2 separate regions of the Homo sapiens genome follow, and region 1 is linked to region 2. Evidence: read pairs that join two places in POLR2A ChIA-PET (ENCODE). Cell type or tissue: endothelial cell of umbilical vein. All regions are shown on one strand. Each heading gives the region's core, and the rest is flanking DNA. Links, peaks and the distances in the headings are about the cores only. Region 1 has its middle 7.8 kb from the start of LINC00608. Region 2 holds the start of CFAP65 (cilia and flagella associated protein 65).

Region 1 (6,947 bases), core at 609-5,608, 72 kb after region 2:
GTATATAACATATTAACGTCATACATTATTGTATATAACATATTAACGTCATACATTATTGTATATAACATATTAACGTCATACATTATTGTATATAACATATTAACGTCATACATTATTGTATATAACATATTAACGTCATACATTATTGTATATAACATATTAACGTCATACATTATTGTATATAACATATTAACGTCATACATTATTGTATATAACATATTAACGTCATACATTATTGTATATAATAATATATATCAATATTCTATATATAATATATCAATATTCTATATATAATATATCAATATTCTATATATAATATATCAATATTCTATATATAAAATATATCAATATTATATATATATATATATATGTAGTGGGAAGATGATCATGATTCCTATATAACAGATGAGGAAAACAAAGTCCCAAGTTCCCACAGTGAGGAAATAGCAGAGTCCAGATTTGCTGCAAATCTCAGGATAGTTCTACTATACCCTGATGCATGGACATTAGTGCAGTCATTAGCAACGTGTGTGCATGCCATTCTTAGGGCCTAGTGTCCCAAGATGCATCTCCTCTCACCCCTGATCAGCAGGGGAATTGTGAAGGAAGGACTCAGCTGTTCTTCCCTGTTGGTTCCAACCAGCCTGGGGGGATCCCTGGAGTGGGAAGTCCCAAAAGGGGCCTGGCCTGCTGGCCCAAAGACCTAGACTCAAGAATGTTGCTATGTTAGGCCAGGCTGGCAAAAGTATCTACATACTGACAGCAGAAGCAAGTCCTCTGGCTGGCATTCTAAAGAGAGGCACGTGGGTCACACTGGGACCAAGGCCTGGCAGCAAGGAGTAAACACAGTCATCCAGGTCACAGGATAGCTCATGGGAGGCCCAGGCCTTCAGGGCTCCCCACTATCTCAGGGGCCAGCAAAGCTGGTTAGAGCACCCCAGGGCCCCATTCTGGACTCTGTCCCTGTCCTGGTCATTGTTTAGTCCCTGTTAATAGTTATTAATAGTGCTGACTACTATAGCAATAGTTCTTACCCTAACAACAGTAATATGTCATTCCTATCATAGGCACCTGATAGACACTAACCCAAGATCTTATTCCGATCTGATAGATGAGAAAACTGAAATTCAAAGAGATTGAATTGCTGTCTTCGATTAGTAGCTAATATATGGTAGAGGAGAGACTCAAACCTCTGACTCATAGTCTTTTGTTCCGTGCATCACATCACACTAACTTTAAATGTCAGGGAGGAGAAAGGACCCCCAGGGGAACATTCAGCCACCTCCCACTCCTATATCCCCAAACTGCACATGCTCAGGACCATGTAGTCCAGCATGGCTCCGTTGGTGCTCTATACAGGACAGGTAATTTGAATAATTATTTTGATTAAAATTGTATCAACTTCCAGAAAATGATTTTACATGACTTACCATATTAAAATGTACATAAAAGAAGATATTCAAATTTAAAAGACAAATTTAAAAAGCCATTGGTAAAATATGAGAAGTATTCTTATAAAAGGGAAAAGGAAAGATGTCTTTTTTATCCCTTTTAATTTTGTCATCACTACTACCACTGAACACTGTACTGGAGAGCCTAGACAATGCAACAAGACAGGAAAAGATATACACTGTGTGTAAATATTGAGAGGGAAGATACTAAAATTTCCTTGTTTACAGATGATATGACTGCCTACCTATAAAATCCAAGAGATTCAACTAGAACACGGTTAGAACTAATAAAATTCCAGTAAGGTATAAGATCAACATACCAAAAAAAAAAAAAAAAAATACGGCTCCCCTATAACCCTGTAAAAAGAAGAAAAGGAATTGAGAATTGCAAGCTTACAACAGCAATACAAATATGCTCCCAGATCAACCTAATGAAAACATGAGAAACATCTAAATAAAGAAAGCTATAAATATTCACTAAGGAACTGAAGTAAGAAGACCTGAGTAAATGAAGAGACTGAGCACGTTCCTGGGTGGAATGACTCAATATTGCAAAATTGACATATCTCCAAATTGATCTATAAAAGTGATGCAGTCCCAATTCAAGTCACAAAGGGATTTTATGGAAATTGACAGGCTTGGTTCTCAAGTTCTTCTGTACTGTGATTAAGAATAGACAAGACACGACCAGGTACTGTGGCTCATGCCTGTAATCCCAGCTTTTGGGAGGCTGAGGTGGGTGGATCATTTGAGGTCAGGAGTTCGAGACCAGACTGGCCTACATGGTGAAACCCTGTCTTTACTAAAAATACAAAAATTAACTAGGCACAGTGGTGCATGCCTGTAGTTCCAGTACTCGGGAGGCTGAGGCAGGACAATCACTTGTACCCGGGAGGTGGAAGTTGCAGTGAGCCAAGATTGCATCACTGCACTCCAGCCTGGGTGACAAAGTGAGACTCCATCTCAAAAAAAAAAAAAAAAAAAAAGACAAGACAATTTTAGCAAAAGAATAATGAGCATGCTGCAAAACTAGTTATTAAAGAAGTGGTTTGAAACAGCAGTAGTTAAGCAGATTAATGGAACAGAGTAAAGCCTCGAAATAGATTCATATGTGTGGGAATTTCATAAATAATAAGATGGTATTTACTGGGGGTAAAGGAAGACTGTTCAACGATTGGCACAACTTAGTAGTCATTTGGGGAAAATAATTATATCTCTACCTCTCGCCACATACAAAGTTGAATTCCAAAATAGATTAAAGAATGAAATGAAGACACTATAAAAGCACCAGGATAAAATTCAAAGTGTTTTAAAATGCAAAGTAAAGCCAACCAAAAACCTAGCACAAATCAAGAACAATTGAAAAGAGAAGAGAGGCCGGGAGAGGTGGCTCACACCTGTAATCCCAGCATTTTGGGAGGCTGAGGCAGGCAGATCACCTGAGGTCAGGAGTTTGAGACCATCCTGGCTAACACGGTGAAACCCTGTCTCTACTAAAAAATACAAAAAATTAGCCGGGCATGGTGGCGGGCGCCTGTAGTCCCAGCTACTCGGGAGGCTGAGGCAGGAGAATGGTGTGAACCCAGGAGGCGGAGCTTGCAGTAAGCCGAGATCGCGCTACTGCACTCCAGCCTGGGCGACAGAGCGAGACTCCATCTCAAAAAAAAAAAAAAAGAAAAGAAAAGATAAAACATCTAGGAGAAGTTAGTTACCATAGGTGTGTTCTAAAAATGTGTATTTGGTGGCATGCTTATTGGCAACCAAAGGTAAACATGCAGACTGTCACACCTTTTAGTCCATTTATTCTTTTATTCTTTGTTCTAAGGAGGTAAGTGGGCAAAGACGTGACACACAAATGCTTATCATAACATTTATCATAATAAAAAAATGGCTATTACCTGAATAAACATCAGCTCTTATTTATTGAGAGCCTACCTCATGCCAGGCACTGTGCTAATTCTCATTATTCAAAGGATATGAACAAGTTAATGTGAAGAGAAAAATTTCCCCTAGCTTTATTATTTGAATAAAGGACAGTGGATCTTCTATGGCACTTATGAAAAAGATAGAGAAGTGCTTTTTAAATGCTCTTGGATGGATCCTTGTAAGAGTGTGCACATATGTGTGTCCATGCTCTGTGTGTGGGCATGCACCTTATATGTGCTTTGTGTGTAATAGACATGGCTGCCAGGCTGGACAGGAGCTTAACTCCCCTTATCCAGCAAGGGACATTGTTAAACCCTAGGGATTTGGAAACAGCTTGGGGTTGGGGGAAGGAGCAAAGGGACTTTGGAGATGTGTGAGAGGGGAGTGGGGGACATGGCTGCAGAAATGTGTTTCTCCTTTTCCAGACACTGTCCAGTGTCACTTTTTTTCCTGTTCCTCCTTCCTTATCTCTTTCTCTTTCCCTCTTCCTTCTCTCTCTCTTTCTCTCTCTCTCTCTTGCTCCCTCTCTATTTTTCTCTTTTTCTTTCTTTCCTTATAATTCTCTTCTTTTTTAGGTCATAATAATATATTTTCAGGAAGATAAATGCTATGAAGAAAATAAATTAGGGGCATGTGATTGAGGGTAACTGTGGGACAGATTGAGATTAATTCAGGAGATGATGATGAGAAGGAGGAGTCTATTAAGTCGAGATCTAAATAACAAGAAGGAGACAGCTGTTTAAATCTCTCTCTCTCTCAGAAATGGGATGATATGACAATGTTTTCAATCTCCTATTTCCATTTCATCGTGCCATTTTTGTCATGTTGATAAATATATATTGATGTACAATTTTTTTTTTGAGACAGTCTCACTCTGCTGCCCAGGCTGGAGTGTAGTGTGGCTCAATCTTAGCTCACTGCAACCTTCACTTCCCGGGCTCAAGTGATCCTCCCTCCTCAGCCCCCCAGTAGCTGGGACTACAGGCACAGCCACCATGCTCAACTAATTTTTGTATTTTTAGTAGAGACGAAGTTTCACCATGAGGCTCGTCTCAAACTCCTGAGCTCAGGTGATACACCTGCCTCGGCTTCCCAAAGTGCTGGGATTGCAGGTGTGAGCCACCGTGTCCAGACTGATGTACAATTTTTTTTTTTTTTGAGACGGAGTCTTGCTCTGTGGCCAGGCTGGAGTGCAGTGGTGTGATCTCGGCTCACTGCAACCTCCGCTTTCCAAGTTCAAGCGACTCCTCTGCCTCAGCCTCCCGAGTAGCTGGGACTACAGGCACGCACCACCACTCCCGGCTAATTTTTTGTATTTTAGTAGAGATGGGGTTTCACCATGTTGGCCAGGATGATCTTGATCTCCTGACCTCGTGATCCGCCTGCCTCGGCCTCCCAAAGTGCTGGGATTACAGGCTTGAGCCACCACGCCCGGCCTGATGTATAATTTTTAATGGTCCATAATATCCCAGTGAATATCACTTTATCACAATTTACTTAATCTCCTTCTAATGTTCATTTAGGTTGTATCCAATTTTTTATTATGATAAACAATAGTATGACAGGCATCTATGCATCAGATCTTTTCCCACTTATCTCCTTAGGGCAAATTTCTGGAAATGTGGTAGCTAGATCAAAGAGCATGCTGCCTTTCACGTTTTGATCCAGACAATCTCCCCAAAAGACTAATTAGCATGTTCATTTTCCCATGCTTTCCCTATGGTTGGAATTTTCCATTTTGATAATCTGTGTCAGTGTAAGAGATGTAATATCTCATTGCTGCTTCGACTTGAATTTCTTTGGTCAATAGTAAAGGTAAGTATCTTTTTATTTATCATTTGCTTACATTTCTTTTCTTTCTGACTTTCTTTTTTTTTTTTTTTTTTCCTGAGACGGAGTCTTGCTCTGTCACCCAGGCTGGAGTGCAGTGGCGCAATCTCAGCTCACTGCAGCTCCCAGGTTCAAGCAGTTCTCCTGCCTCAGCCTCCCAAGTATCTGGGATTACAGGCACACACCACGAAGCCCAGCCAATTTTTTGTATATGTGTGTGTGTGTGTGTATATATATATATATATATATATATTTTTTTTTTTTTTTTTTTTTTTTTTTTTGAGACGGAGTCTCGCTCTGTCACCCAGACTGGAGTGTAGTGGCGCAGTCTCGGCTCACTGCAAGCTCCGCCTCCTGAGTTCACACCATTCTTCTGCCTCAGCCTCCCGAGTAGCTGGGACTACAGGCGCTCGCCACTATGCCCGGCTAATTTTTTTTTTTTTGTATTTTTAGTAGAGACGGGGTTTCACCATGTTGGCCAGGCTGGTCTTGAACTCCTGACCTTTTGATCTGCCCACCTTGGCCTCTCAAAGTGCTGGGATTACAGGCATGAGCCCCCACACCTGGCCTGCTTACGTTTCTTTTTGCGAATTAGTTGTTTCCAGTTTTAGCTATTTTTCTATTGAAAAATATATTGTGTTGCAAATACATTCTCTCCATTTGTCACTGGTGTTTCAACCTTGTTTTTATTGAAAGGATACAAAATAAGTCAATAACAAAAAAATTATCAGGTGGGAACAAATGCTATGAAGAAAATAAATTGGGTTATGTGATGAACTTTTTTCTTTTTTCTTCTCTATGTCTCTGACATTCAAAAGCTTAAATGGAGTCTCAGATGAATCAGTCTGTTCCTTTAAGGTCTTTTTACTGCTAAAAAGACATTCTCCACCCACCCCAAGATACAATATAATAATAATAACAATAAATAATCCATATTTTCTCCAGGTGTTTTGTTTCCTCTTTTGGAATTAGGGTCTCACTCTGTCACCAAGCCTGGAGTGCCGTTGTGTGATCATAGCTCACTACAGCCTCAAATTCCTGGGCTCAAGTGATCCTCCCGCCTCAGCCTGCCAAGTAGTTAGGACTACAGATGTGTGCCACCATGCTTAGCTAATTGTTTATTTTTTGCATTTATTTATTTATTTATTTATTTATTGTTTTGAGATTGAGTCTTGCTCTGTTGTCCAGGCTGGAGTGCAGTGGTGTGATCTCGACTCACTGCGACCTCCACCTCCCAGGTTCAAGTGATTCTCCTGCCTTAGCCTCCCGAGTAGCTGGGATTACAGGCATGTGCCACCACACCTGGCTAATTTTCATATTTTTAGTAGAGACGGGGTTTTACCATGTTGGCCAAGCTGGTCTCAAACTCCTGACTTCAAGTGATCTGCCCACCTGGGTCTACCAAAGTGTTGGGATTACAGGCATGAGCCACTGCGCCCGGCCAACTAGGCAACTTTTCTACCGCTCATCTACACTCCTATCCTGTGTGTGTAGATATGACCTTCTTTGTAGGTTTTGTGGCAAATGCTGAGAGGGAAGCTCATACTTTTTTTTTTTTTTTTTTTTGACAGGGTCTCATTCTGTTTCCCAGGCTGGAGTGCAGTGGCGTGATCCCAGCTCACTGCACCCTCCACCTCCCTGGTTTAAGAGACTCTCCTGCCTCAACCTCCTGAGTCCCGAGTAGCTGGGAGTACAGGCACGCAACACCATACCCAGCTAATTTTTGTATTTTTAGTA
Region 2 (6,947 bases), core at 1,006-6,005:
CTCACCTCACTCACTGCTGAGGACAGGAGCTTCTGTGGGAGGGCCTACCTTCTCTTTTTCTGTTTTTCTTTAAAGGTATACCTTTACATTTTATTTTATTTTATTTATTTTTTATTATACTTTAAGTACTAGGGTACATGCGCACAACGTGCAGGTTTGTTACATAGGTATACATGTGCCATGTTGGTTTGCTGCACCCATCAACTCATCATTTACATTAGGTATTTCTCCTAATGCTATCCCTCCTCCAGCCCCCACCCCCTGACCGGCCCCAGTGTGTGATGTTCCCCCCACTGTGTCCATGTGTTCTCATTGTTCAACTCCCACCTATGAGTGAGAACATGCAGTGTTTGGTTTTCTGTCCTTGTGATAGTTTGCTTATAATGATGGTTTCCAGCTTCATCCATGTCCCTGCAAAGGACATGAACTCATCTTTTTTTGTGGGGAGAGCCCACCTTTTCACCTCTATCCCTCAAGTACAAACTTGAACGCAAACTGATTCCAGAACCAACACTCAAAATGGAGTCAGAATCTCAGGATGGAGAAAGGCAAGAGAGGGCTTTCTAAGTGCTGGATCTGGGTGGACTTGTAACTGGATAGCCAGGCACCCTGGTGTCTCCTTTTGTCTTTTTCCACCCAGAGCAGCAAGGTAGGCTCCTTCTTGGAGAAACAAAGGAGGAGGACATGGAGATGGCAAAAACTTCCCACTTCTCCAGCATGCAGCCAAGAGGCTGGATGCTTGTAGGAGGCGCAAGTGCGCAGAAGGCTGAGTGGCTTACTTACAGAGACCTCCCATTTAGTGAATATTCTGTGTGTGTGTGTGTGTGTGTGTGTGTGTGTGTGTGTGTGTGTGTGTATGTGTGTGTGTGTGTGAGAGAGAGAGAGAGGTTTTGTTGATTGCCTACCATGTGTCAAGTACTTTACACATACCTTATCACCCAATTTTCCCACCTGCCTTTTGAGAATTATCCCCAGGTAACAGATGAGGAAACTGAAGCTCAGAGAGGTCATGTGACTTGCCCAAGGTCACACAGGCAGTTGGTAATAGAGTTGGGATTAATCTCAGGTCTGCCTGATTTCCCAGCCCTGGGTCTTCTCTATATGATGGGGGGCATAGAGGTGTGGGAAGATATCTGGGAAAAAGAAGCTTAGAAAAGGTATTTGTATGTGTGTCGAAGTTCAAATCATGGAGTGTGCTTTTACCTTTATTATTCCTCACACCAGCTTCCAGGCCAGGAGGATCTGAGGCCGTCTCCCTTCCATCCTTCCTCCCTTCTCCTACATCCTGATAATCAATTTTCTGTATTGTCACCCAGCCTTGAACCAAACAGCAAACCCTCCCCAGTGATTTTTTTTTTTTTTAAGATAGAGTTTCGCTCTGTCACCCAGGCTGGAGTGCAGTGGTGCGATCTCAGCTTACTGCGACCTCTGCCTCCCAGGTTAGAGCAATTATCTTGCCTCAGCCTCTCGAGTAACTGGGATTACAGGCATGAGCCACCATGCCCGACTAATGTTTATGTTTTTAGTAGAGGCACGGTTTCACCCTGTTGGTCAGGCTGGTCTTGAACTCCTGACCAAACTCCTGATCCACTAGCCTCCACCTCCCAAAGAGTGGGCATTACAGGTGTGAGCCACCGCACTTGGCTGCCTCTCCCATGATCTATTTTTGGGTCCAGGGAAAATATGATCAACAGGTCCCAGGACCCATTATTCCACTGGTTCTAGGCTCCTGGAAAGGGAGAGTTTCAAAGCAAACTCAGCTTCCTCTTTTCCCTCCTCAGGCTCAATCCCTTGTGAAGGCTCTTTCCATGTGTGTGCCTCCCTGGGCAAAGTCCAGCACACAGGCTTCTCCCTGGGAGTCCACTGATGTCAGCTGTGGTCACTAGGCATCAGGGCTTCTAGGAGGCAGCTAGACGCTTACAGAAGCAGAGGCTACAGGGGCCCTGCTAAGAGGAGGAACCATTCCCTTTAATTTTTCCAAACCCAGAATCCACCATTGAGCAGGCAAGAGCTCAGGAAGGAGACTCCCCGGTGAAGAGGCACGAGGACGCCTTTAGCATGAGCTGTGCTTCCTCCTTGGAGTTTTCCCACTGAGATTCCTGGGGCCAACACCAAACCCTGCCCCCAAAGTCCCTATTTCATTTTCGCCTAAGAATGAACCAGTTCCTTTCCTTGTCCTTAAGGTCCAGCTGAGTTAGGCTGACCATTTCAAAAAGAATTTGGGGAAAAACAAAAAGGAAATAATTATAGAAACTACAAACAGCATAAAAGTCGTCATGTCCAAAGTGCAGGTTTCAGATTCTGAGAATCCCATTAAATCCAGGGAAAAGCTCACTGAGTTCCACATTCTTTGATTCCCGGAAAACTCTTGATCCTGCTGGCGTAATTTACCAGGCGCCCTGCCTGCCCCTTCCCTCCAGCCCTGCCAGTCTCTGGCCATGTGATCTCCCAGGCCAGCTCAGGCCACTTTGCCATCTCAGTCCATCTTTCACCTTTCACAAGTCAACTCCAACTCTCCCAAAATGATAGCTTATTTTCTGTGTTTACCCCTAGACTCACTAAGCTCTCTCCCCCTAGTCACATCCCCCCTTCCATCTGAAAGGAAATAGGTTCACTGTCTTGAGGAGCAAAACATCCTTAGTTACCCAAGAGTGAACTTTGAGACTTTCAGCTTCACCTACTAAGGAGTCTTCACAAAATAGGACCCTTCCTCCAACACACATACCAACAAATGAACCAATGGGCTTCCGAAAGTCTACATTATGTATAATAATTCCTTTATACATTAACCTTCCGATCCCTTCAAAAGAGTTATTTTTCTTGTTGCTGACCAAGAAGAAATGCCGGGAGAAAACGCAGAGGACGCATTCCCTCTCATCAGCAAAAGGGTTCTATTTGCAAAGCAATATTCAAATAAGAAATAACTGCGGGCTGCTTTTAAGTTAACAATTGCAATCACAGAGAATGAGCTTCTGTCTCTATGCATGTCAGAGTGCCAAGCCCACAGAGTAGCTTCCTGTGAATTTGGTCGTCAATTAAAGTCATGATTGCTGGAACGTCACGACAACTAGGAGGCTCTACATTACCATGTCGCGACAGGTAGAAGCCCACAGTTACTACCAGCAGGAAAAGTCAGGGAATCAAAACTGAATATAGGAAATAAAATTGGGCGGTGCCTTCGCCTTCTACGAATCTTGACTTACTCGGGCTGCCGTCGTTGCCCTGGGATATCTGAAGACGCCGTTTCCTGCGCGTCCTGTATCTATGGAGACGGCAATATGGAGGCGATGTAAGTTCTGAGCGTTAGTCCCAAGGTCCCAGGGTCTCAGGGAGCGGCGCGAGTGGCCAGGGAAGGTATCTGTCCCGGGAGACCCTATCCTTCGGGAAATCGTGGCCAGAGGTCCCCTCCATGCCCTTCAGAGAGCCCCATGGGACTGAGTCTTGGGCGAGATCAATCAGACTAAGGATCCCGAAGAGAAAGAAGAAACAGCTCTAAGTGTATTTTGTCCCCCTTTGTTTCATCTATTTCTTTCTCCCTCGACTCTATACGACGACCTGCCACTTTTTCTAGTGGTCATCTTGGAGATTTTTAGATCAGCAATTAGGCAAATAAAGGAAGCTCATGATATATATTTTTTAAAGTCCTCGAAATTGGAAACTTCAATTTAAAACAAAACAAATCCAAAACAAAACAAAAAACCTCGCTTGCCCAGTCTCTTCACAACGACTGCAGATGTGTGAGTCTTTTGGAAGAATAGTGCAGGCTAGTGGGAAAGTTATGGTTGTTAATTACTATAACGTGTTTGTTTAGTGCTTTTTCAAATCCTCTGTTTCATTCGAGCTGCACATCGACTTTGTGAAATCGTCAGGATAACCCACATTTTACAGGCGAGGAGGCTGAGGCTCCGGGAGATGGAGAAATTTGCCTATCCCCGTAGAGTCTGAGAAGATGCTGGCACCCAGCGTCCCTTGCCCTGGGACCACTTCCCTAGCCCTATGACCTGTGTTGGACCAGCTTTCTACCCCATCATCTCTCATCTCTTCCATGCACTCTCTGGAATAGTTTCATGTGTTGAGTGGAGACTTTTTCAGAGCTCTGAGGCAGGAGCTGTCTGTACAGTCCCCTGAGGTCAGAGGCATTAATGAGTCAGGACAGGGCTGCAAGACCATCCCGTGGCAGAAAAGTAATGGACTCTCTCTGTGTCTCCTCAGCTTACATTTCTTTGATTTCATCTGAACGTCCAGTTCACAATTGGAGGTAGGAGCCTTGCCTGCCTTGTCTGGTGCCTAGCACAGTACCTGGTACATAATAGTAAGTGCTTTGTGAATGAACGAACGACTGAATCTAGATAGTCCCCTCCAGAGGGTTTAGACATGTTGCCAACTAGGAAAACCAGGGTCAACAGAATCTTCCGCTTTGGAAGGGTGTTGGTGGGTGGTGGGGGAGGGATAAGAGAGTGTCTGATGGAACTGTATAAATTCCTAAAGGGTGATCATGAAATTGTTTGCTAAATCTGAACACATTAAAATAAGGAACTAAACGACAAACTTGAAAAAGGATCATTTTAGGCCAAATAAATGGGCAAGTCACACGTAATCATAAACTGTTGTAAGAATTAAAATACCTGTAAGGGAGAATTGCTTGAACCTGGGAGGTGGAGGTTGCAGTGAGCCAAGATCTTGCCACTGCACTCCAGCCTGGGCAACAGAATGAGAGTCTGTCTTAAATAAATAAATAAATAAATAAATAAATAAATAAATAAAATCCCTCTAAGGACTTTACAACACTGCCTGGCACGTGGATTCTCAGTACATGTTAATAGACATTATTATTTTTGAGATTGTTATTTGAAGAAGTGAGGGAGGATACTGAGTAGTCTGAAAAATAAACATATGTTCAAAAAAGGTATTAAAGTGATGCTGTCCAATGTGGTAGCCAATAGCCATATGTAGCTATTCAGCACTGAAAATATGGGTAGTCCAAATTGAGATGTGCTGTAAATGTAAAATGCACACCAGATTTCAAAGTCTTAATACAAAATAAGAAAGTAAAGTACCTCAATAATTTCATATCGATTACATATTCAATGTAGTATTTTTGATATGATGGGTTAAATAAAATATATCATTATAATTAATTTTACCTGTGTCTTTTTACTTTTTTAATGTGGCTACCAGAATGTTTTAAAGTACACATGTGGATTGCATTATATTTTGGGGGGCAGTGCCATGTTCTATGATTTCATGCATGATGGCTTCATGTCAAGTGTAAAGGGAAATCAGAGATGAACCATTTGAGGTAAGTCATTATAGGGATCTGCAAACCACTTCCACATGTGCCTGAGTGGGGCTGGCTTAGTCTTGGTGTGTGAGTGTGAAAATTGCTGTCCTTTTGTCGAGGTAACAAAGTCACACTTGAGTGTGTGTGCTAAAAGAAGCCAGCTAAAGGAAGAGGGGATTCGAGGTGAGGGAGCCAGAGCTAGTCTGAGATACTTTGTGTGCCTTAGATTGAGGTCAAGCATCCTCTTGAGCATTTGGTGAAAACTGTGGCCATTCCTCCTGGAAAACAGACATGTATGCATACATAGCATCTGGCATATACATAGCATCTGGCATATATACAAATATATGTGCCACATATATTTGCATATGATTTCAGCTACAGTCATCGAGGATCCCTCTGCTCTGGAGATGGATTGACTTATGCTTTGATTGATTTATTTCAGTGATGTTTACCTTAACCGGTTGTAGACTGGTGGAGAAAACCCAGAAGGTGGAGAATCCATCAGTCTCATTTGCCTCTTCTTTCCCCCTTATTCCTCTTCTCCTAAGAGGCAAGAGTGTTCAGAAGAAACAAGCAGAGAGTAAAAGCCAGATAAAGGTAATGCACACACTTCAGTAACACCCACTGGAGCTTGCTGAGCAGTGCCAAGTGTGGCCATGGAGGGGCCTAGTGGGGTGGGCCTTGTCCCCAAGTCCCTCTTTGGAGTGCCTTCCCTGAGGGTGAGTCCCTGGGCTCCCAGGCAAAGCCCTGGATCTCGTGTACAGCCTCATTCCTCATGGTGCCAGGTAGCACCTGTTGCCAGAGCTGGGAAGCAGACCCTCTCCTCCATGACAAGGATGGCCATGAGAGTCTCCTCCCTCAGCCTCTCTTTCTCATGTCACTCCTGTCTCCTCTCCCCTCTGCTCTCTTCCCAGCTCCATACTCAGAGTGCTCCCTTTGGACTGTGTCCCAAGGACATGATGCTCACCCAGGCTCCAAGCTCCGTCGTGAGGTCCAGGAACAGCAGGAACCACACCGTGAACTCTGGTGGATCCTGCCTGAGTGCCAGCACAGTGGCCATCCCTGCCATCAACGACAGCAGTGCAGCCATGAGTGCCTGCAGCACCATCAGCGCCCAGGTAAGGATACAGCCAGGGCAGGCAGAGCAGGGTGTGGCAGGGCCAGGGCGGGGCATGGGTGGCAGGGCAGTGGGGTGGGAATCTTGAGAGGCCCTGACTCTTCCCTCTGCATCTGAGCACTAGACCTTGTCTAGACTTTCCTTGTCACCTTTCTTCCATGAGTCACTCAGGAAAGAAAATACTATATTGGCCATCGAACACACTCAGTAAATATTGAAACTGAGAATGTAAGCTCCAAGGGAAAAGGGATTTGTCAGTCCTGTTCACCATTGTTATCACCAAGCACACTGGAGTGCTGGGAGCAGTGAGTGCCTGAGAGGCCGTGGGGTAGGAGAGTGCCAGGGAGGAACGAGTCAGAGGCTGGTTGGATAGCCAGGATTTCTCTTTCCTCAGGAAGTTCTTCCGGCCTTGACCCCTAGGACTTTGTGTTTGACCAATAATGTATGGATACTGTTTACTTTTTGCAGCTCTTTGTAGTTCTCTCTATGTGATGATGCAGCTGTCCAGGGGTTTGACTATGGGTATGGCTTTGTGTATGATGCAGT

Evidence for each region. ChIA-PET counts read pairs that join two places held together with the same protein. Peaks named below come from ENCODE experiments on the same cell type or tissue, not always from the same donor. Only the 100,000 strongest peaks of a DNase experiment are listed, where the experiment ranks them.
Region 1: POLR2A ChIA-PET joins it to region 2 with 6 read pairs; 2 of 35 experiments call an interaction of 5 or more read pairs at or near these places.

What each region holds. Positions count from the first base shown.
Region 1 is chr2:218,964,996-218,971,942 of GRCh38, reverse strand. No RefSeq gene overlaps it. Among named protein-coding and RNA genes, the nearest start is that of LINC00608, 7.8 kb to the left of the region's middle. In endothelial cell of umbilical vein, for the core only: no CTCF peak of the experiment used is centred there; no DNase peak of the experiment used is centred there; H3K27me3 peaks cover 163 bases.
Region 2 is chr2:219,037,830-219,044,776 of GRCh38, reverse strand. CFAP65 (cilia and flagella associated protein 65) reads left to right here and starts at 3,261. Exons shown (of 35, transcript NM_194302.4): 1 at 3,261-3,289; 2 at 4,213-4,258; 3 at 5,727-5,881; 4 at 6,199-6,402. The coding sequence starts at 5,729. In endothelial cell of umbilical vein, for the core only: no CTCF peak of the experiment used is centred there; no DNase peak of the experiment used is centred there; H3K4me3 peaks cover 256 bases; H3K27me3 peaks cover 1,952 bases.